Linked DNA regions of Homo sapiens: all the other regions are linked to region 5. Evidence: chromatin loops called from intact Hi-C (ENCODE). Cell type or tissue: mammary epithelial cell. All regions are shown on one strand. Each heading gives the region's core, and the rest is flanking DNA. Links, peaks and the distances in the headings are about the cores only.

The links. Peaks named below come from ENCODE experiments on the same cell type or tissue, not always from the same donor. Only the 100,000 strongest peaks of a DNase experiment are listed, where the experiment ranks them.
Region 1: a loop joins it to region 5, with 14 times the contacts of the local background. A loop is called at or near these places in 5 of 110 quality-filtered maps.
Region 2: a loop joins it to region 5, with 21 times the contacts of the local background. A loop is called at or near these places in 96 of 110 quality-filtered maps.
Region 3: it touches region 5 in a loop (7-fold over the local background); 17 of 110 quality-filtered maps call a loop at or near these places.
Region 4: a loop joins it to region 5, with 19 times the contacts of the local background. A loop is called at or near these places in 25 of 110 quality-filtered maps.

The regions. Positions count from the first base shown.
Region 1 is chr3:115,434,831-115,439,392 of GRCh38, reverse strand. It overlaps LOC105374051 (a long non-coding RNA gene), which reads right to left and starts at 1,779. Exons shown (of 3, transcript XR_924352.3): 1 at 1,655-1,779; 2 at 1,435-1,519; 3 at 776-1,274. In mammary epithelial cell, for the core only: a CTCF peak has its summit at 2,400; a DNase peak (open chromatin) is centred at 2,482; H3K27ac peaks cover 1,468 bases.
Region 2 is chr3:115,215,239-115,219,800 of GRCh38, reverse strand. No RefSeq gene overlaps it. Among named protein-coding and RNA genes, the nearest start is that of ZBTB20, 70 kb to the right of the region's middle. RefSeq lists an enhancer at 419-2,318. In mammary epithelial cell, for the core only: a CTCF peak has its summit at 2,048 (motif pointing left); a DNase peak (open chromatin) is centred at 1,760.
Region 3 is chr3:115,039,053-115,043,614 of GRCh38, reverse strand. All of the region lies in intron 2 of ZBTB20 (zinc finger and BTB domain containing 20), which reads left to right. Among named protein-coding and RNA genes, the nearest start is that of ZBTB20-AS4, 59 kb to the left of the region's middle. In mammary epithelial cell, for the core only: a CTCF peak has its summit at 2,744 (motif pointing left); no DNase peak of the experiment used is centred there.
Region 4 is chr3:114,826,001-114,830,562 of GRCh38, reverse strand. The region is part of intron 4 of ZBTB20 (zinc finger and BTB domain containing 20); the gene reads left to right. Among named protein-coding and RNA genes, the nearest start is that of ZBTB20-AS3, 45 kb to the left of the region's middle. In mammary epithelial cell, for the core only: a CTCF peak has its summit at 2,858 (motif pointing left); no DNase peak of the experiment used is centred there.
Region 5 is chr3:115,690,546-115,695,107 of GRCh38, reverse strand. All of the region lies in intron 2 of GAP43 (growth associated protein 43), which reads right to left. Among named protein-coding and RNA genes, the nearest start is that of GAP43, 69 kb to the right of the region's middle. In mammary epithelial cell, for the core only: a CTCF peak has its summit at 2,029 (motif pointing right); a DNase peak (open chromatin) is centred at 2,017; H3K27ac peaks cover 632 bases.

The DNA.
Region 1 (4,562 bases), core at 222-4,221, 260 kb after region 5:
TTCAGGGAGCCCCCACTTCATACCTGCTACATTTTCATGGACTATATGAATCTGTCTCTCACTTGGCCTCCACTTCTTTGCCCATCCATTTCAACCTCCTCTCCAAGCCACTTGCATTTGTTGGACCTGAGTTTACATTACAGTCTCTGCTTTCATTGCCTAGGCTCAACCTCATGCATGGTTAACTACATAGTCTCTTTCAACTCTTCTTCCACTGCTAACTCTGCCATTTTCACATTTCCTAAATCAAATTCTCAAGAAAAGGAAGAGAGAGAATCTGATTATTCCAACTACAAAGAGAGTGGTTATTAAAGGTTAAGTGTGAAAGGTCATAACATAGGTTATTGGCCACCCACAAAGGCTGTGGTTGAAGTAGAGGAAGGAGGACAGCTAAAATGTGACACCCATAGTCAAAAGCTACTGTTTAACCTTTCGGCACATCAGCACCTTGACATGCCTGCATTCTTGGTTCTGCAACGTTTTAAGGGAACTTTTCTCATCTCCAGCCTATCTTTCCCTCTATCCTTGTACCTACTTCTTTTCCCACCTACTCTTATGTATCAATCTTCCAAGGGTTACATCCTGGTTTTATTGTCTTTTAGAGACTCCTGGGGAGAATTCTGTGTAATCAAAAGAAGTCACTGGATTAGGTAAAGCTCAGGAGGATGGACGAGGATACTCCTAGTAGTTAGCATGTTCAAAAGCCTGGAAGCAGGGAGAGTTTTCCTTCTACCTTAGGAGAAGTCTTTTTAGAAAACAAACTCTGAGGCAGATATTTGCATGCAGCTGGTTTATTAGGAAGTTCCAGAACAACACCTATAAAGGAATGAGAGAAGCAGGACTGGGTAAAGACAGAAATTGACACAGACCTATGAGGTCTCTTTAGCTCAGACCTATGCGAGGTCTGGAGCTGGGATATCCCTTCAGATTTGTCCACATCAAAACAAGAAGGCTTGACCTGTGTAGTCCTGCATCAACAAGTCAATGGATTGAACTATTCCTGGAAATAGGTGTAGACTTGGACAAGTTAGGTCCCTTCAACCAAGGATAATTTCCAGTGACTGCATTAGCTATAGACTGCCAGCAGCCAACAATTTCATAGCTGGGGGATAAATGCATTAGTTCTGAAGAGGAAATCTGAGTAGTATACCAGAGCATCCAATCCAGTATAGGCCAATCCTTGCATCCCTTGGATTCACGTGATTCACACGGTAAATTTATTCCATCTGGGAAGAACTCCTTCAAGTTTCTGGTTGGTCTCTTTTTCTGGGAAACTTTACAAAAGAAAGATGAGTAGCATGAACTATATATATAGCTTTTGCCAATATAGCTGGTTTTACAGCTGAAACTGAAACTCATTTTCTCCCTCCTCTGCAACCTATTCCAGATTGTTTTGACCCTAATTTAGCACCTCTGATGATCTAGATGGCTTACCTGGTGGGGTTACCCAGACAGTCATCCCTGAGTGCCTAGGCTTCTGGTAACCACACCATACTGTGGCTGCTGTACTTGTCCATTTCTTGAAAAAATCAGGAAAGTATCAAGACATGATCCAGTAGATAACCTGACAACCAAACTTATGCTTTCCAGACCCCACTGAGTACCCCTAGGAGGCCATTAGGAGGATGGCCTCCTAATGGCCGGAATCAATTACCTCTACCAACATTGTTTTCTTTTATTGCTTACTGGACTCTTGACATGAAGAAACTTAAATGACCCTACAGTAGCCATAGTTTAAAGTTTAATGGGACTCTTACTGGGCCCCCTGGTAAAACAATTTCCACTTTAGAATCCAGAACCTAGTTTAGAATCCACAGAACCAAAACATGCATTATTGAGGAAACATTTCTCAACTGAGTCATTCACTGGTAGTGATGATAAGTAGAGCCATCCTGGACCCACTGGAGAATAGAACTGTAAAAGGGTCTTTGATTTAGGGTATATATTACATCCTGAAAGATAATGCCTCATCTGTGCAAGGTATCATCTGCAAGCCAGTATCTAAGCTGCTCCTTCAAAAGTCAATTCCATTATCTTTCAGACCTGCAACTTCAGAGTGGTGCAGAATGTAACAGAACCAATAGATACATGGTTATGTGTACACTCCTACAACATTGTTGTTTGGTCTGAGGCTATGTTACACCATATATGGTGTGGGTAGATATTCCGTTCTTCTGATGGTGCTAGCTGAGGCCTTGTGGTAGGAAAAGGAAACTCATACCACAATATGTGACTTTTCCAGTCGAGATGAATCACTACCTTTTCCAGGATAGAAAGGTTCCAGTGTAATCAACTTGCCACTGAGCGGCTGGTTGGTTTCCCTGAGGGATTTTGCTGTACCAGAGACTCAGTAATGATCTCTTTTGCTAGCAATTTGGGGAATCAGCAGCTAGATGGAGTTGGAGAACAATACCTAAATCAGCCTTGGTTAGTGAGGACAAATGCCACTGAGCCCATCCCTCAGCAATGATCAGTTTCTTCATGCATCCATCAGGCCAGCATTGGGCAATGAAATGCTGATGACATCAACTGGCTGAGTCATGCTGTCTACACGGCTGTTTAATGCCTCATTCTTGGTGAATGTTTCCTTGCGGGCAGTGCCATGAGATGCAAAGATATTCAAACTTCCAATCTACAGCCACAGGCAGAGGCACATGCCTCTTTCCCAGATCTTTTTTTCTATGATCTTTCTATCGCTCTTCTTCCAAGCCCCCATCCAATCAGCCAAACGAGAGGTTACTTCCTGTAAGTTCCTATTTATTCTTACCTCCAGCCATAAAAATGGCTGTGACCATCTGATCCTCTAAACATTGAGAGTGTTACTCCTCATTGCTGTCTCTCAGGGACACCATCAGAAGGTTTACAGAAATATTATGGAATATCTACTCACACCAAAGGTGGAACTGTAGAGTAGCAACAGTGCTTTCTCAGCTTGGACCCCCATAGAGAGCCAACCCATTCATGACCCAGGTGTAACTTTTTCTTCCTTTGTCAGTCAGTCAAAAGGGATGCCTACGTGGCTATAGGGAAAGGCAACAGTATAACGGTGAGCTTAGGGAAAGGTGACAGTATAACAGGGGTGAGCTTAGGGAAAGGTGACAGTATAACAGGGGTGAGCTTAGGGAAAGGTGATAGCATAACAATGGTAGGTTATTTGGAGGTCCGTGCCCTCTGAAACTTAACTTCTGCCTTTTGTCTCTGCCAATTCCCAATTCCAGATATATCACTTCGATCTTACAGTGGATTGCTATTGGTTTAGCTCAACCTTATGATTTGATGGAGGTTGGAAATACCTAAGTTAGGATGGGCAGTTCTGGCTGCATGGTCAGTTGAGCTCTCATATTTTCCATCTACCAAGTTCCGGTGGCAAATCACGTAGCAGAGCTCTTTTTTGCTTGAAGTCTCAAATGAAGTTGGTAATCTTTTGTGTCACTTGGCGAATGAGTTGAAACAGTATTTCCAAGTATGAAATATGCTGTCCCTAGAACCCAAAGAAGCCTTTAAAAAGCTGTGCTTCTTTCTTAGGGGTGCACAATATGAGAGGCATTAGACTGTCCTTTTCTTTCAAAAAGCTGTTCTGGCATGTCCCAAATGGCTATATTCCTAAAAACGGATATGTCAGGTCCTTGAATCTTCATTAGATGCATCTTCTGTTCTTTGGAGTACATGTATGTGTCTTACCAAAACCTCCAATGCACTTGCCATTTCTTCCTCATCCAGTCCAATTAACATGATGTCATTGAGACAGTGGACCAAGATAATGTTCTACAGGAAAAAGAGCCTTAGTTAACATAGCACAGGGCAAAACCATTATATGCTGCCCTTCCCATATGAACACACACTGCTTCTGATTCTTCTTTCTGAAAAGGATGGAAATGAAAACACATTTTTCAGATCAATGACCACATATCATGGATATGAGGCTGTGTTAATGTCTTCTAGTGAAGGCACCTCAGCACAGCAGTTGTAATTAGGGATACTACCCCCTTAGTATCTGCAAAAGTCTGTTTTTTTATTGTTTGTTTGTTTTGTAGAATCTAGACTGGTGATTTGAATGGAGGATATGGTACCACTAATTAATCCATTCGATTGCTCCCAGATATGACTGTCATCTTTACCAGTTGGTAGAGCGATATGCCAGTCCAAAGGCCAAAGAACAAATACAGCAGTTCTCCCAAATACCAAGTATGCTTATTTCAATTTTACATTTAAGGACCAGAGAAATAATCATCTAATGAGTCCATAGACCTAGTGAACTCACTGTGAAATGGAACTGGGCCAGGCCTCCATTTATCGATTGGTCCCTATATCCTGCTTTGAGGGCTCAATGGTGTTTTAGGTCCCTGGATACCAACATCAGCTTAGACCCAGTGTACAACACTACTCAAAATGACTGGATATTTCCACTTTCCCAGGGCACAACTATCCAAGTAGTCATAGGTACCTTGAGGAAGGACTGAGGGAATCATTATCACATATGTTTAACATGGAGTTACAAGTGTCTTTTTCCTAGAAAACTGACCTCTCCACCAAGTAGTACAATCTGAGACTGAGAACTGAGG
Region 2 (4,562 bases), core at 228-4,227, 480 kb after region 5:
CAGGCATTCCCACAGTCAGCCAAGTCACCTTCAGATATAAGAAGGACAGCCACTCTTGGAGCCATCCCTCCACTCTAGGAGCACTCTAGGTGCTCACCCCCTGGCCCACCTAATAGGGGCCATTTGCATGATCCTGTGGTCTAAGTTTAATACATGACCTGAGAAGCTAGGAAAAGAAAAGACATTGACAAGAATTAGGGAGAAAAATAATCCTGCTGGGATCTTATGATTTCCATAATCTTTATTTTCTTCAGCTGCAAAATAAGATAATTGGACAGCATAGCCAAAAAGATCTCTTCCAGTTAGGGTGACCAACTTGTTGCAGTTTGCCTAAGATAGCCTTGATTTTAAAACTGAAAATGTCACATCCTGGAGACCTTCTCAGTCCCTAGCAACCCAGGATAGTTGGTCATCTAATTTTCCTCTCCAGTTCATGAGGAAGTCCTAACTCATCATTTGATTGATACACACATATTTAGATTCATTTTTTGGTTTTAAAAGTAATAAGTTTCTACTTCATCATGCTTAATTTCAGCAGAAATGCAAATAATTCTGTCTTATCTCTCACATGGGCTTTAGACTTTATATATTGCACAATGTTGGTTAATGCAGGCAAATGAATGCTAAAACGTAGAAAGTTGACATTTCTTTACTTTGTGAACTTTTTGGCTATGCCCCACTGTGTGTTTTGAGCCTGTGTGTGGCATGGCAGCTGTGTTGTGGCCTCAGAGGACAGTGACATGATGTCATCAGAGGTCTCCTAGAGAGCTGCTCTCCCAGCATCATGTACCTGACAGAGAAAAACACTGCACAAGGTCTAAAACCAAGGGTCACAGTATCTGTAAATGCTACACAAATTATCACCTGCTATTTGCTATTCATATTAATGTAATTATTTCTGTGATTATTCCAAATTATTTAATTTTACAATTTCTGCTTTGAAAGAAAGCAATGACTTCATCTTTAGCTACTATTCTGAAATCAGTCATAGTGACTACAATCCCTTGTTTTCTTCACAAAAGAAAGAAAACAGATGACCTTTGCTCTGACCTTTGACTTGATATTTACAAAAGCTAATTATAGGGTGGGTCAACTTCCTTTATCATTCAGAGACATTTGGTAAAGCTCTACTCTTCAATTTTTTTTTAAGTCGCTTAGAGGGCAATTTAGGGCTGTATACAGTATGATTAAATCTAGAAAGAAATAGTTAATTTGGAATTTTGGCCATCAACATTGATTTTCTCAAAACCAATCAAGTATAACATGGAAGCTGTATAAGTCAGCAATTAAAATCAGTGTTTCACTAACAAAATGAAATCAGTTATCTGCTGGTCTGGTGGTTAGAGGTCATAGACATAGAGATACACAGTCTGAGACCTTCAGCATTAAACCTCTCTCAGTTTTCACCACCACTGCCTCTACTACTGCGTCAGCAAGAAAAGGACTGCAGCAACTGTGTAGTACTTAAACTGTAAAGGTTACTTGGCTAATAAAGAGATGAATGCCGCCAAGACAGAGCACAGTCATACATCCCTGTAGTGCATGTAACTTATTTACCTTTCATATAATTGTTATGCTTATAAACAGAAGCTTAAAAAGGATAAACAGTCAGAAGAGAAAAAAAGCATTAGGTAGTCAAAACAATGATGCAACCACTCAGCATTGCGCTTTCTCCCCAAGCTTCCCTTGGCAATCTTTTTCTCAGGCTAAGAGTAAAGGTCTGATTCCTTTTGTTCATTTCAGCCACCGCCCTTTAGCAATCTGAGTCTGAGCAAGACTGCCACGCCCAATCAAGGGACAAAGGCAGAAATAAGGGAAACTGGGCACAGAGACAGCTTGACTTCATTTATACCTGTGCAATATGTTGGGCTCTGTGACATGAAGGTGCAAATCAGTTGCTATCTCTATAAACAAACAATTAAAACAAGAGGCTTAAAATTTATATCTATGTTCTGAAACGCTATCTGGTAAAAGTATTCTTTTCCTAGAAAGAAAGAGATGTGGCCAAAGTGGTCTCTGATTTTCAGAAGAAGGGTGAATGCTGCCCCCTTTTGACTGAGCACAATATATACCGTGTATCCATAAACCTGAAACATAAAGCAATGCACAGTGAGAATAAAGATCCTATGTCTGTAATGAGAAATCTGATTAAATATTGGAAGCTAGAAAGTATAAAGGGGCTCAAAGTTTATCTAGTACAAGTCTCGAGGGGCCTTTTCTAGCTTCTTGGAAGATTGGTCATCCTTCATCCAGGCTTCTATATCATTTTAGTTGTGTCTCTTTTGTAGATTCTCAATTCTGTCTGGAGTGATCATATGAGTTTACTGCACTGTTTCTCCCACCAGTGATAGACTCCTTGAAAGACCGAGCTACATCTTTTTATTTTGCCTGTGTAACTCTCACAGTGCCTACAAACACTTGTGCATAGTGGGTTCTCATAAATAAATGTTTATTAAATACAAATACCTAGATGAGGTCATCATAGTCTGTAGTTGTGAGTAGTTCTCTCTTTAAAAAGCTAATGAGTCTATCTGGGATTTAAAGTTGACATTCACACAAATGGTGCCATACTTTAACCCAAGAACTGCAAACTTTTATGCACACATCCCTGGCTTATTTATAAATTATATGCATCTATTACTGAACTGTTATAGAAGTTAAAACATAAAAATTAAACAAGAGGAAAAAAACTTTGTCACACTATGTAAAGACATAACATTGAGTGAAATAAACTAGGCACAAAAGAGAACATACTGTATGATTCCATTGACATAACACTCAAAAACAAGCAAAACTAATGCATAGGCATACCTCAGAAATATTGTGGGTTTAATTCCAGACCACCATAATAAATAAAATATTGCAATAAGATGAATATCACAATAAAGCAATCACATGAATTTTTTTGTTTCCCAGTGCATATAAAAGTCATGTTTACACTGCCGGGCATGGTGGCTCACTCCCGTATTACCAGAATTTTGGGAGGCCAAGGTGAGCAGATTGCTTGAGCCCAGGAATTCAAGACCAGACTGAGCAATATAACAAAACCCTGTCTCTACAAAAAATACAAAAATTAGCCGGGCATGGTGGTGTGCACTTGTGGTCCTGGCTACGCTGGAGGCTAAGGTGGGAGGATGGCATGAGCCTAGGAGGCAAAGGTTGCTGTGAGCAAAGATCATGCCACCACACTCCAGGCTGGGTAGCAGAGTGAGACCCCATCTCAAAAAAAAAAAAAAAAAACAGTTTAGTTTACACTATACTACAGCCCATTAAGTGTGTAATGGAATTACATCTAAAAACCTTAACTAAAAAATGCTAGTAATCATCTGAGTTGTAATCCTTTTGCTGGTGGGGGATCTTGTCCTGATGCTAATGGCTGCTGACTGATCAGGGTGGTGGTTGTTGAGGGTTGGGGTGGCTGTGGTAATTTCTTAAAATAAGACAACAGTGATGGGAGTGTAAATTAGTTCAAACATTGTAGAAGACAGTGTGGTGATTCCTCAAGGATCTAGAACTAGAAATACCATTTGACCCAGTGATCCCATTACTGGGTATACCCAAAAGATTATAAATCATGCTACTATAAAGACACATGCACAGGTATGTTTATTGCAGCACTACTCACAACAGCAAAGACTTGGAACCAACCCAAATGTCCATCAATGATGGACTGGATTAAGAAAATATGGCACATACACAACATGGAATACTATGCAGCCATAAAAAAGGATGAATTCATGTCCTTTGTAGGGATTTAATCACAAATGAATTTTTAATCATTTGTGATTAAAAGGATGAAGCTGGAAACCATGATTCTCAGCAAACCATCACAAGAACAGAAAACCAAACACCCCTTGTTTTCACTCATAAGTGGGAATTGATCAATGAGAACACATGGACCCAGGGAGGGGAACATCACACACCAGGGCCTGTCAGGGGGTAGGGAGCTGGGGGAGGGATAGCATTAGGAGAAATACCTAATGTAAATGACAAGTTGATGGGTGCAGCAAACCAACATGGCACATGTATACCTGTGTAACAAACCTGCACGTTGTGAACATGTACCCTAGAACTTAAAGTATAATAATAAAGAAAAGACAACAATGACACTTGCCACATTAATTCTTCCTTTCACAAAAGATTTCTCTGCACCATGAGATAAGGTTTGACAGCATTTTACCCACAGTAGAACTTCTTTGAAAATTGGAGTTAATCCTTTAAAACCCTACCACTTCTTGATTAACTAAGTTGATGTAATATTCTAAGTCTTCTGTTGTCATTTCAACAATGTTCATAGCATCATCACCATTAGATTTTATCTGAAGAAACCACTTTCTCTGCTCATCCATAAGAAGCAACTGCTCATACATGCAAGTTTGATCACGAGATTGCAGCAAATCTGGCTGAAATATCTTCAGATTCTACTTTTAATTCTATTTCTATTGCTGTTTCTGCCACATCTGCAGCTGCTTCATCCACTGAAGTCTTGAACTCCTCAAAGTCATCCACGAGGACAGGAATCAACTTCTTCCAAACTCCTGTTAACGTTGATATTTTGACCT
Region 3 (4,562 bases), core at 294-4,293, 650 kb after region 5:
TTTATTTTATTTTATTTTATTTTATTTTATTTTATTTCTTTTTGAGACCAGAGTCTTGCTGAGTGTTGCCCAGGCTGGAGTGTAGTGGTACAATCTCGGCTCAGTGCAACCTCTGCCTCCTGGTTTCAAGCGAGTCTCTTGCCTCAGCCTCCCGAGTAGCTGGGATTACAGGCGGCTGCCACCACACCTGGCTAATTTTTTTTTTTTTTTTAGTTTTTAGTAGAGATGGGGTTTCACCATGTTGGCCAGGCTGGTTTCAAACTCCTGACCTCAAGTGATCCGCCCACCTTGGCCTCCCAGAGTGCTGGGATTACAGGTGTGAGCCACCATGCCTGGCCTTCAACTACTTTTTAAACAAATTATTAAAGAAGTTCTAAACTCTTAGAATGTATTTTCAGTGTTAAAACATGAAATAGGCTCATTAATTCTGATATAGAAATTTTATAGTTCAATATTTAAAGCATTATCAACATGACATTTTATGGGTAGAAGCAATATTTTCAGAGCTAAGGCTAGGAAAAGGACATGCATTTCTAGAAAGATGCAACCGAAAACTGGAAAGGCCAGAAATTATAGAGATAGAAGTTAATGAAAATTTTTACTAATGACATCTTCAGTTAACTATTTTCTCCCTTTGTATTAATAAGGCCCCAAATCTTAGATTTAATTTAGGATCTCAACACTTATGATCAAAGATATTAGTCCCCTTTCTTCTTTGCATACAAAAAATGGGGTATGATCATAAAGCATGGAAAAGATGTAGCTTATTGGTGAAGATCTCATGGACAATTTTCAAATTTGGAAGAAGTAAGTAAGTTTAGATTTATCTTTCTTGGTTTAATTGTGTCTTACCTAACAAATTAGCTCTCACTGTAAAATAAAATTTTAGTTTTTAATCCAAAAAGGGAAACCTGAAATGCATTTTGTATGAGTGTGGGTATATATGCTGAATTTGACCAGTTTGTAAATCAGTAAGTGGGTGGTAATTCAAAGTCAAACGAAAACTATTCAGTTGGTGAAAAGGGTGGGGTAAGAGAATATTTAATTGTTTTGGAATGTACTCAATAAAAATATTTCTTTTTTTAACTCTAGGAAAATACACTGGATACTTTGTTTCTAAACTCACTGTTGCACAAATAAATAAAGATGTTTTAAAATGAGCTCTATTCTTTTTCAAGACCTAAATGGAAGTTTCCTCTGCGTTTGAGCAGACTTCAGCTACTAATTTGCAGATGAACTGATGTGTTGGAAAGATTTTACGTATGGACCTTAACATGTTTTACCTTTTATAAAAAAGTGAAAATAATGTTTTAAAATTGGCATTTTTCTTCCCTGATGGCATAGAGTATATTGTGATAGGGTTTTAAGTAGTTGGAACACTAAATTGAGCTTTGAAAGAGAATGCTCCTATCAGCTCCTCTTTTTTCAGTTCCTCTGTACATCTCAAATTCCTGTATTGCTCTGTTGGTGACTTTTGCTTTCTTTCTTGTTTCATAATGCTAAAATGGCATGGTCTCAGTCTGGTTTAGTTTGTCTTGGTGGAGAGTATCAACAACAACAAAAACGATGACAGCTCTTGAGGGATTGGATTCTTAGCTGGGGATGGAGTGGCAAGAGAGGAAGGCAGAAATAAAAGTTACCTCCTATCTGTTAGAATAAACTCTTTAAAAAAGGAAAACTTTATTCTCATAATTCAGGCAGGCTCATTATAGCCGCTTTCCCTCAGGAAATAGACAGAGGTAGACCTTCCACACTACTAAATAAACAATTCTACTGTTGAGTATTCAAACTTTTGCGTCTAATTTTAAAGGCATGATGACATGGGGCAGAGATGGCTTCTCCATAGGGAATTTATAGTTATTTGGAATCTTTTACATCTTAAGTTACAAACTATTTTTGTGTTTCTTACTAATCATCTTGTTAACATATTATCAACCAAACATTAAAAATATATAGAGCTTCTCCAATGTAAATTCCTTGGTATAACTAAATATTGGTCATAATTTTCTTTGACATGTAAATTCTTCCAAAATAATTGTCAGAAACCATGGGCTTAATGAATATACAATCCAATTTACAGTATTTGCTCTCTGTTTATCACAGAATGGCATTAGAATCATTTGGTTCTATCATTTCCTTGTCTTAATCTTGTCCTAGTTCCCAATTGTTTTTCAGTTGTGAAACATGACAAAGTGAACCAAAGACTGGATTTGTAATAAAAAAACTAGAGTTTTGGTTTTGGTACTATTATTTATTAACTGTACCATATAAACTGGGAAAAACATTTACATGAGCCTCAGTTTCGTTCCTTGTAAAATGTGAATTGTAATGTTTGTCCATGTGGTAATGGTGGTAATTGAAGAAGAGGACAGATGGTGAATATAACATGACTTTATGAAGTTTAGGTGTTTTACACATATATGTATTATTATTTAAAGACGAATGGCAACTTCTGCAAGAGAAATTTAAGATTCCATTGAACTCAAAGTTGTATTTTTAATTTTATCCAAATATTTTTATAATCCTCAACTGCCTTTTCCATCATGCACCAACATGGGCTTTACCTCTTTTAAAAAATGCGTGTTCCCCTTACAGTAGTCTATTACTTCATGCCAATCAGTCTAAATAGTGCATATTCATTTAATGGGATTTTTGAATAAAGGAATTATTTAAGTCAAAAATACAGGCTCAGAAATAGTAACTGATATTATGAAGAATTGGGCACTCTATGCCGCCATCTAGTGCCCATTAATTTACCCTTGCTGGTGCCAGTAACTCGAGGATTCCACTCCCCCTGAAATGTTTCAAGGCAAAAACTAGTATTTATAGAAATGAGTTTCTCACACATGATGCACATATATTGTCTAAAATGCAAATGTAACCATGTTACCTTTCTACTTGAAAACATTTCTTTGTGCCCAAGATTAAACCCAAACACCTTAGCATGGCTTATATTGACCCCAAATATTTAGTCATGATCTACTTTGTCAGTCTTATTTTCACTCTTTCCATACTTTATACCTCACATTTCAGCTTTACCAAATTTCTTGCCTTTTTCACTAACCACACCATGTACTTTCATGCCTCTGAGTACATAATGCTTCTTCTGCCTGAAATATCATTCCATTCCCTTGCTATCTAGTTAAATCCTATTAATCTTTTAAAGCCCAGCTCAAATATCACCTCCTCAGTGAAGTCTTCCTTGATTCTTCTGGAAAGTTAAATGCCATTCCAGTGTGCTCCCAGAGCACAGGCTTCTAGAATAAGATCTTAAACTTTGAAAATGATTATTTTTGGGTGTCTACTTACCCTGACATATTATAAGCATAGGCTTTGTCTTATTCTTTCTTTTTGTATGCCACTTTGCAGTCTTTGGCACATACCAGGCTCTGAATAAATGTCTGTTGAATGAATGACAGTGATTCAATCAGTCAGTGAGTCATTCAGCATTATATAAAGCCATACCACTTGAAATAAAAAAAATTATATATGTAACTTTGTTATTATTTTTAATTGACAAATGAAATTGTATATATTTATGGTGAGCAAAGGATGTTTTAACATATATATACTCAGTGTGAAATAATAAATCAAGCTACTTAACATATCTATCATCTCACATACTTATCATTTGTGTGTATGTATATGTGTGTGTATGGTGATAACATTTAAAATCTATCCTCAGCAATTTTCAGGTGTGTAGTGCATTATTTGTTACCAACTATGTGTTTTCATGCTGTAAAATAGATGGCCATAATTTATATCTCCTAACTGAAATTTTGTACCCTTTGACCAACATGTCCCCATTCTCCCCACTACGCAAGCCCCAACCTTTGGTTACCACTATTCAAAAAATAACTTTTGAAAAGCAATGTCCAGTGCATAAACTTCTTCTTAAATTGGGAAAATGAACAACTTTTTAATACTTTGCTAATAAAAATCAGACACTTGTAGGTTGATAACTGCAGATTCCAGGCCACACTGTAAAAACATCCACCACTCAGCATTATTAAATATTTTAATTCTGAGCTTTGAGAAGACTAATAGAATCATATTGTAAAACTGCTTTAAACACCTCCAGTCTCTGCTTGAAATATGTTCACTAATATTTCAAGCAACACGTCATCTGTGAGCAATTCTGATGTTAAGAGGTTCTTATTTACTTTGAGTTGAAACCTGTATCTAGTATTCTCAACCCATCATTTTATTAATAGTATATGCCTTGGGAACATACAGAGTAATCTCATTTGAAGTTTTCAAACATTTGAAACGTTTTCTATCCCGATTGTTTTCCTAATCGCATAGTCAACATGTAATACCCTTGATTCTTTCTACCATTCCAAATATGTTATGATTCTAGTCTTTCACCCTTCCTCTTCCCCCTTCTTAGGATATTATTGTGCTTCTGGGTCATGTATCACAGTATTGATCATGCCATCTGACCATTGCTGATGAGAGTGGGAATGTCATCTCCCTCATTCTAGATACTGTTATTCTGTCAGGTCAGTTTAAGATTTAATTGGAATTTTTCAGTACCCATATCACATGGTTGACTCATATTT
Region 4 (4,562 bases), core at 426-4,425, 860 kb after region 5:
CAGGCACATAATAAGTGCTCAGGGTATATTAAATTTTTCAGGAGTGAGAGACTCATTAATTTTTCAAAAATGAACTACAGTCCTAATTATTCTCTTATTTGGGAAAGGAAGCTTGGCTTAGCAGGTAATAGGACTTTATGCTCACCAAGCTCTCATTGCCTTTGGATAAGGAACCATGAACCCTGGATAGTGAAAAGTCCTTGTAAAGGAAGCTTTATAAATCAACTTATTTAAAATGCAATAGAGCAGCTTATGATTTAAAAGCATCCTGTGGTGAATCCTTTTAAAATGTGAATAATCACCCCATAATTTGTCTGTTTGGTAAGTTCAGAATTTGGCTTATTGTGTCTTCTTAAAGCAAAGAGTACACCTGCACTCTTATTTCAGTATTTTCATGCTGGGCTGACTTTCAGAGAAATACAGGGTGCCTCTTGGATTCAGGATGGCATAGGTTAGGGAACGGATGAAACATGCAAGGTCCCTAAAGTCAGTGAGAACATTAATTGTACTTTGTGATGCATACATTTTAATGAGTATGAAAACTCATAGAGATCAGTTGACCTAGACTGTATCGAGGATCATTGCACATAGGAATGCTGTCTGACTTGAAGAGTTAGACAATGAAGAGTAATTTTTCTTATACTGCCTTCTTTTTCTCTGAAATTTCAAGGAAAGTCAACATGAAATTTTGACATGATATACAGATCCTTTATGAAAAACCAAGCAGCACTGGAAACCTTTGCAGTAGAAAGAACACTAGATTAGGAACTGGGGACTCTGAGTAAGACCTGCCATATGCTAACTGCATGGCATGGGATAGCACGCCACTTTTATTCTTTCTTTGTCTTAGTGTTCTAATTGTAAAATAATGAAGTTATACTTGCATCTCCCGTGTAACTTCTACCTAGAATCTTTAGTGAGCTGATTCATAAAACCAGGTGTGAAATTACTTTGTTTCATTCTCTCCAATAGAAAAATTAGAACAGGAAATAGTAGAAACAGTACTTAAGAGGTTATTTTCTATTGGCAATACTTGTTACTCTGCCTTAGCTTGAACTCTCTTTTGCCTATATGAAGATTTATGAAACATTTTATTTAGCTGTGATACAGAGATTAATATAAACGTGGGAAACTCAGACTAAATGTTTTCTTTTTTCCTATCAGCTGGCAAACATTGACCTGTGTTTGAAGAAACTTGAATATATTTGAGAGAAAATGACCTCTCCCACAAATTAATTAAATCTGAGACTAAAATAATTATATCTCTTCATTGATTCCCTTTATTTTCACAGTATCCATGGGAATTTTGCCAGTTCTTCATAGAGTGATTTAAGCTTATTGACAACCCACTTGGATGAAATACAGTTTGAATATATGCTGGTGACTCTGTCCTTTGCAAGTTGAATTGGGGAATAACATACATCAGATAGGATACTTAAGGAGCCCTTTTTGAGAAGCACCATACAGTTTAAGAGCCCAGGTGACTGCTTTATAAGAGATCTGAGACCACTTTAAAGATCCCCAATTTTTCACACTGGTTGCAATCCATGCAGGATGTTGAAAGGAGCTAGAATCCATAAGTGACCAGGCTTATCTTTTTATCAAATAGGCATTTAAAACACATCTTTATGCAGATTCATATATTGTAAAGGGCTACTATTCAGGACCCAAATTTCTAATTTGTCAAAAGCCTCAAGCTGATTTTAAGAGAAACTTAAACTTAATTCAATTAAGGAATAATGAAACTGTAAGTTTAGCCAAATTGGAAGTGCCTTCAAAGACTTAGCATTCCATAGTCAACCTCAGAATTTTACTGTCAACCCTAAAGATGCTAAAACTATTGAGTTTTCAATTATGTGTGATAAGAACATCACCCTGCATAATGGCTAGTAGCCATAATTCTTTACATCCTGAAAGTGAAGAAGAATTTTACTGAGTCACTCATTGCAATTCTTAAGAAAATCACTATGCATTGATATATGCCATTGCCAATATTTTAATGTAGAAATAAATAACCTTCTTAATCTTCTAATAAACAAATAGAAACATTAAAAAGTTAATCACATAACAAAACAATTTCCATGTTTCATTTTCTCTTAAAAACGTAGCAAAAATGGAAAGTATATAAAAAGCGATTATCATTAGAAATAAACAGAATAAGTCATTAAACGTGAATTCCAGAAAGGTGAAACTGCATTTATAGAAAAAATTTCAAACATATGGTGTAGAGATTAAAATTTAATTATATGTCATCCTGTTGGAACGTGTTATAAAAATATGTATGTGCAATAAAGGGTCAAGAAATATTTATTCAGTACTTACTTGGTGCTCAATATTTGATGTCATGAGACATATGAATAATACATATATAAATAATTGAAATTTATTCTATTTGACAATCAGACTTTCTCTACAGATCTTATGGAATAATAATTCTTCCAATAGGTATATAAATTATGAACCTATTATAAGATTAAAATATGTTTGTAAAACATATATTTGCAAAAATAGATTTATCAGTTAATCCCCATTTAATCTTACTTTGATGTATTAGGAAGTTTCTGTGGTTGTTTAATAGAATGTAGACTTTTGGAGACCTCTTAAGATCTCTTACCTGTCTTAAATTTGTGAAACTCACAAGTGTACTATCAGTAGAAACAAGGAAATTACACAGGAAAATAAAAAACCAGGCCCAGGGTCTGCTGGAGATATCTTTTAATTCTATATTGAAGTATTGGATATGGGATCCATGATGGAGTCCAAGTTATACTAGGCAGAATATATTATCTAAGCAATACTTGGTTCTTATTGAAGAACTGAGAAGTCATGAAAGCCCAAGAGCACCCTCTAGTGAAATTTCTGGAGTAGGCTTAAGGGGCTTGCTCTTGACCTTAGCTCTCCCCCTCACATGACCTTTGATCTCCCAAAAGATAGCAGTTATATTTCTAGAATTTGGCTTTATCATCAAATCATTTCCAGATCACAAAGAAGGTGGGCTGCTTGTCAAGTATTACTACTAGTAGATATGCTTAAGCGCTAAGACCTACTATTTCATTGTTCTCATGATTTTTGTTTTTGCTTGCAGTATCAGCCTACCGTGTTAAAATAGTTTCTGGAACTAATATAACTAACGAACTAATGGGAAGCATTACAAGTGTGTAGCTGAATTGTAGTACCTTTGTCCCGGCCTTTACCTTTCTCATGCCTCTGACTTTTGGCTTAAGTACACTATATACAGAAACTGTATTAATACTTGCAATATTCGAGGTCAGGGGTAGCAGGTGAGATTTCCAGTAGAGGTCAAAAATTACAGGAGGAGTAAAAAGTCTTAGTATTCATGGACTTCTGAGTTTTTAGAGAGATGTTTACAAAGCAAGCCTGATCTTAGCTATAAGTTAGTTAAAGCTGTGAGTATAATACTATTCATTTTGATTAGCAACTATTATGTAATACATGAAGCAAGGCAAATTATTAATTGACTTTATAGATAATTTGCTCTAAAATTATGATTGGTAAGGAATTTAGAGATCTAAATCCTCCCACTTTAGGGAAAAAAACCCTTACGCACCTAAATGTTAAGTAGCTTGCTCAGCATGACACAAATATAGCATCAGGGCTACAACATACATACCTTGTTCAATATCCTACAAGAACCTGCTTATTAAGGAGGTTTCAATATTCTTTCACAATTTTATTCTTATTAGTTTTTTGGTTTTTTATGGTTCTAATAACTTATAGACATGTCTTCATACTTACAGGAAAAGAAAATATGTAACTTCCAAGGTCATCTTTTTTCTATCTCTGCTTTCATGTAGGAGGCTTAAGTCACTCTTGTGATTACTATTAAGATGAAGTAAAAAACATAATGCTTTGATATAAATCAAACATTAATTCTTGAAACACTGTGCCACACAGTGTTCACGTTGTGCACTGAAAAAAAGTGGAGGGACCCATATGTCAGACTGATATTCTAGAATTACTGATAACCACCTCTGAGATTCTGTACTTCAAAATTGTTTCTGTTTTTATTAGTACCTACTTCCTAGTGTTCATGGAAGGATTCGGTGAATGAATGCTAATAAAGCATATGGAACATTGTTGGCATTGATTAATTGTTATACTGAATGCTGATGTCTAATTTGAAAAAGGAACAAGACATTTTGGGGATTATCCGGTAGGGGTATGAGCTATGAACTGTATTAAATTTTGTGGGGGGAGATTACAGCCTGATGTCTTTCTTGGGGGAAAAAACCTCTAAGATATTCAAGTTGTTGTTTTCCATTGAAAATGAATGTATAAAAATGACGATTTGGGAAGACATATTACATATTAGGTCAAAAGTGTATGATTCATTTCTCAATTCATTACTATACTCTCAGTCTTGGCTTTAATCTCAACCATACCACCTGTGACCTTAGTATACAACCTTTCCTTCATTCATATTATTGTTGATATTCAGAAGGTGAGGTGGTTGTTTATGGCAACTAAAGGCAAAATTACAGAATTTTGATTGTTGGAAAGTTAATAATTCAGTGATAGTTTTATTCCCAGTTCTTTTCCTA
Region 5 (4,562 bases), core at 330-4,329:
GTGGTAGTTTATGTAAAGCACTTTGAAATCTACAATATTCAAAAGTGTTAAGGCACTGATATTTCCATGCTATAAAAACAGTTCAACTGGCATTTTGTCAAACAGAAGTCTTTATCAACTAACACTTCTGCACTACAATAAAAAGTCGCATTTGTATAATGATCCTGAAGCATTTTATGACAATGATTACTATACTTCTAATGTTGTGTATGTTTTATTATATCCCAGATCTTTCCCATTGGAAACCCAATCATGACATGAATAGCAATTATTAATCAAAATATTTGATAAACCAGAATGTTTCATTCCCCAATTAACACTGGATAGCACAAAATTTACTGTAAATGTGCTGTTCCTTTTCTATCTTGAGGATACGCATGTTGAAAAATAAAAAATAATTATGGAAAGGGAGCAGAAATGAGACTCTGATATACTCACTAGCCCTGTGGCCTAAGATAAGTCATTTAAGTTCTCTTGCTTCTGTTTCCTCATTTGTAAAAAAGGGACAGTGATATCCCTCATCATAGGATCATTGTGAAGCTTAAACAAGAAACTCCATGTGGAGCTTTTAGCAGAAAGCCTGGCACAAGATAAGTAAATGTTATCTGTATTTTGATCATCATCGGTATTATTGTTGCTATTGTAATTATTCTATGGCGAGGGCCTAATAAGTGAAGCCAGACCAAAGACTGAGTAATTCAAAGCTATCAAATATGCATTAGGTTGGCTTCACATTTTAATTAAGGCTTGAGTTAATATTAGAAATATAGAGTCACCATTGTCTTTGTGAGGAAAGCCCGATTAATTATAGAAGCTCAATAGACATACAGGGCTTGTGATATATTCATAAGGATTTATTCCAGATAGATGGCTTCGGGGTGGAGCTGGAAAAACAAGCTATGCTTCGATTTCTGGGCTGCCTGTAACAGCAGCGGCAGCCACTCAGGGTTTCAAGAGACGCTCTCACAGCCTCCTGAATGACTGCTCCCCCCTCCCCTGCAAGTGACGGGGACAAATGGCTGCTGTCTCACCACACATCTCCTCTTCCCATCTCCTCCACCCTCCGCCAGCCCACCGGGCACGTGCCAGCAATGAGCTGCCTGCCTCACTGGGATGCTCAACTCCATTAATAAGCCCTGGAAGGCTGATAATTGGGGATTCGTGGAGCCTGCAGTTTTTCAATAAGCCAGGTTGTTATGGAAACCAGCAGCAGACCTCCATGTCCAAATTATTGATCCTAAACAAAATAAAATAAAATAAAAGTGGGGAGCAGGAAAGGATCATTTCAATCCATCCTCTCCCCTGCCCCGCCCCGCCCCAGCCCCCATCATTTTATTTTAGAAGTCCATTACCAATTTGCACACATGAGACTTCACAACTCTTCTCTCTTTCGGTTTCCTTCTCAGCACTCCCCCACCCCTTTCTTAATTACAACTGAATGTTTTTTCACCTCTAGCAGAAAAATCAGCTGAGCAGGGTACCAAAGGCACACCAGAGTAGACACTCTAAATTGAATTTAACACCATAGCATTAATGCTGTTTATTTGAGCCAAGAAAATCAGCAATGAATATCAATGTGCTTTCCTCACCGTTAAAATAAATAATAATAATAATAATAATTTAACAGGATTTTTTTAAATGGTCCCAGAGTCTCCCCGTGGCTCTTAATATGTATTGTTCTCTAGCAAGACGGCCAAGCCACCACCCAAGATGACTAGCCCTGTGTGTTGAAACCAGGGCCCAGCTCTCAAATTGTCAGAGGAAAGGGGGCAGCATTTCCTTGGACTACTTTTAAAAATTAGCTGACAACCTTCTTACAATAAAAATCCAATTACTCCCTTTGGTTAATAAATTCAGGTATGATGCAAAGAAGACACCTGAGAGGGAGGCCTGGAGAGAACACTAAATGAATCCAGCCTGGAGGCTGCAGTGGGCCTGGAATCGCCACCTCCATCTCTATGTTGAAAAGACGAGGACACCATTGTTTCCTGATCAACTTCCCATTTCATCCCAGCAGAGGGCACCAGTGTAATTCTGTTCCCAGCTGTGGAGGCTGAGTGGAAGGCAGGCGTGTCAGGCGTCACTCTCCAGGAAGAAATGACCCCAGGCAAACTGCATAGCAGTGCAATAGGAACAACTATTGTGATTGGGTCCTATTTTGAAGTTAATCCTAAATCAATTTTGATTTTTTGGTCCTTCGAATATGACCAAAAACTCAGTCTACAAGTAGATTGTTAAGTCACTTTAACAGGTATGCTGAAATAATATTAATATCTTTGAACTGAATTCATAAGTGTGGATTGTGCTTTGTGTACACTTCATAGAGACATCAGAGTCATTCTGGGAGCAAAAATAATATGGTGAAGTAAAAACTTTAACCACCCTCTATTTGCTGTTGGACCAAGACTGAAAACTTCCGACCACTTCAAGGTCCAACATACCCTACCTTCTCCTCACTGGCACAAACTACTAAGGCCGGTATCCTCACCAATGCTTCATCATAATGCTCATTTCTTTTCTTCAGACCCTACCCACTATCGTGGTCTCTGAATTCCTTTGCCACAACTACAGACTGCAGTTTGCAAGCAGTCACAGACTTATTTTGTTCTATACTGGTACTGAGTCTTTTTTGTTTCTGTTTTCTTTTAAGAGCCTTACTTTTCTCCCCATCCAGACTGTAACTTCCATGACAACAGATATTCACTTTTATAATCTACATCCCTCACAATGCCTGTGTAGTGTGGAAATTATACGTATTAATAAGTACAAATTAATTGAATGACAGTAGAATACAGTCCTTGCGATATCTGGGTTTATCTCCTCTATTCTGATGCTAACTCATTGTGGGACCATGGCCAGACCATGCAACTGAATCCCAGAACATGCTTCATCGTTCATTAAAACACAGGCACACACAACTTCTCCTGGAGATTGTTCAAGCATAGTGCATCATAATATTTTTGTGCAGTGGTCCCAGTAGAGTATCTGATGAAAGACAAGGTCATTTTGCCAAGAATATCATCCGTATGCACACACAGTATAACATGTTGCAAATAATCTTAGGAGATGAAAGAACCCTCCTGAAGCCCATCCAGTTCCCAGGCTTAGGCAATTTTTAAGTTTCCTTTTAGGTCTAAGACTGTAGGATTGAAATACAAGATGTGACAAGTTATAGCTGGTATCTACCTGGAAAGAGTGTGTTAGCTATTTCCCTTAAGGTATCCCAACCTTTTCTATTGAATCCCTAGATTGCAGTTTCTGAGGGACAAATTACATGAAGCCCAAATTAACCCTAACATCACTACCTGGTAACCTTGGCTGACTTCCAGGCTCAATCATTACTGATAATGTAAGGACTTGGTAATGTTGCTGAGCTACAAGGTAGGCCAAATAGAATAGACTCTGACTCCCAAAAGAGACTGCAAATCATTATGTGTCTCTCTTGCTGGCCATAAATCATGTCCTATTTGCACGTTAATTTCCTTCATAAAATCAGGTGTAGTACCAAAGAAAAAGAAAGTTCCCCAATAGCTTCAGCTGAAAGGAACAGGAACAATGGTGACTTTCTATTAGGCACTTACTGTGTGTTCAATAAAATACCATAATAGACACCTTTTACACATGATCTATTTAATACCGACAACCACCAAGTTCAGCAATGAGGATATTTTATTTCACAATGACAAAGCTGACGCTGAATTAATGGCATAGAGCTGGTTAGGGACTGGACCTTTGATTCAAACATAGATAGGTCCGATTCCAAGATCGCTCTGATATTTCTCCTCCACTGCAGGCCTCCAAGCAAGAGATTTGGCTAAATTCATGTTTGTTGCAATTCTGTCTATTGTTGCAGTATCCACTGAATAATATATTTGTCTTTTGTATTACTTCGAATACAAAATAGTACTCTGAAATACTTTACTTTGGGTCACCAAGAAACCATTGTTCTCTTTATTTGCTGGATGAAGTAATTTCTTCCACTATTTTACCTGTAGGAAGATGACAGATTATCCATGCTTTTACCATCTTCAATTTTAAGATTTGCCCAGAGGGGGCCAGGCGCAGTGGCTCATGCCTGTAATCCCAGGATTTTGGGAGGCCGAGGCGGGTGGATCATGAGGTCAGGAGATTGAGACCATCCTAGCTAACATGGTGAAACCCCATCTCTACTAAAAATACAAAAAGTTAGCCGGGCATGGTGGCGGGTGCCTGTAGTCCCAGCTACTCAGGAGGCTGAGGCAGGAGAATGGCGTGAACCTGGGAGACGGAGCTTGCAGTGAGCTGAGATTGCACCACTGCACTCCAGCCTGGGCGACAGAGGGAGACTCCGTCTCAAAAAAAAAAAAAAAAGAAAGAAAGAAAAAAAAAAAAAAGATTTGCCCAGAGGATCTTCATATGGGGAGAGGAGAGTATGAGGATCAAAAGTGATTATTTCAGATTATCAGAAGAAAACTTAGGCAAAATGATAATAATTGAGGACCTACTCTATACCTGGTTCTTTAAATATGTTACCTCATTAAATCCTCATCACAACTGTTTAAGGGTAACATTTTAATCTCTAT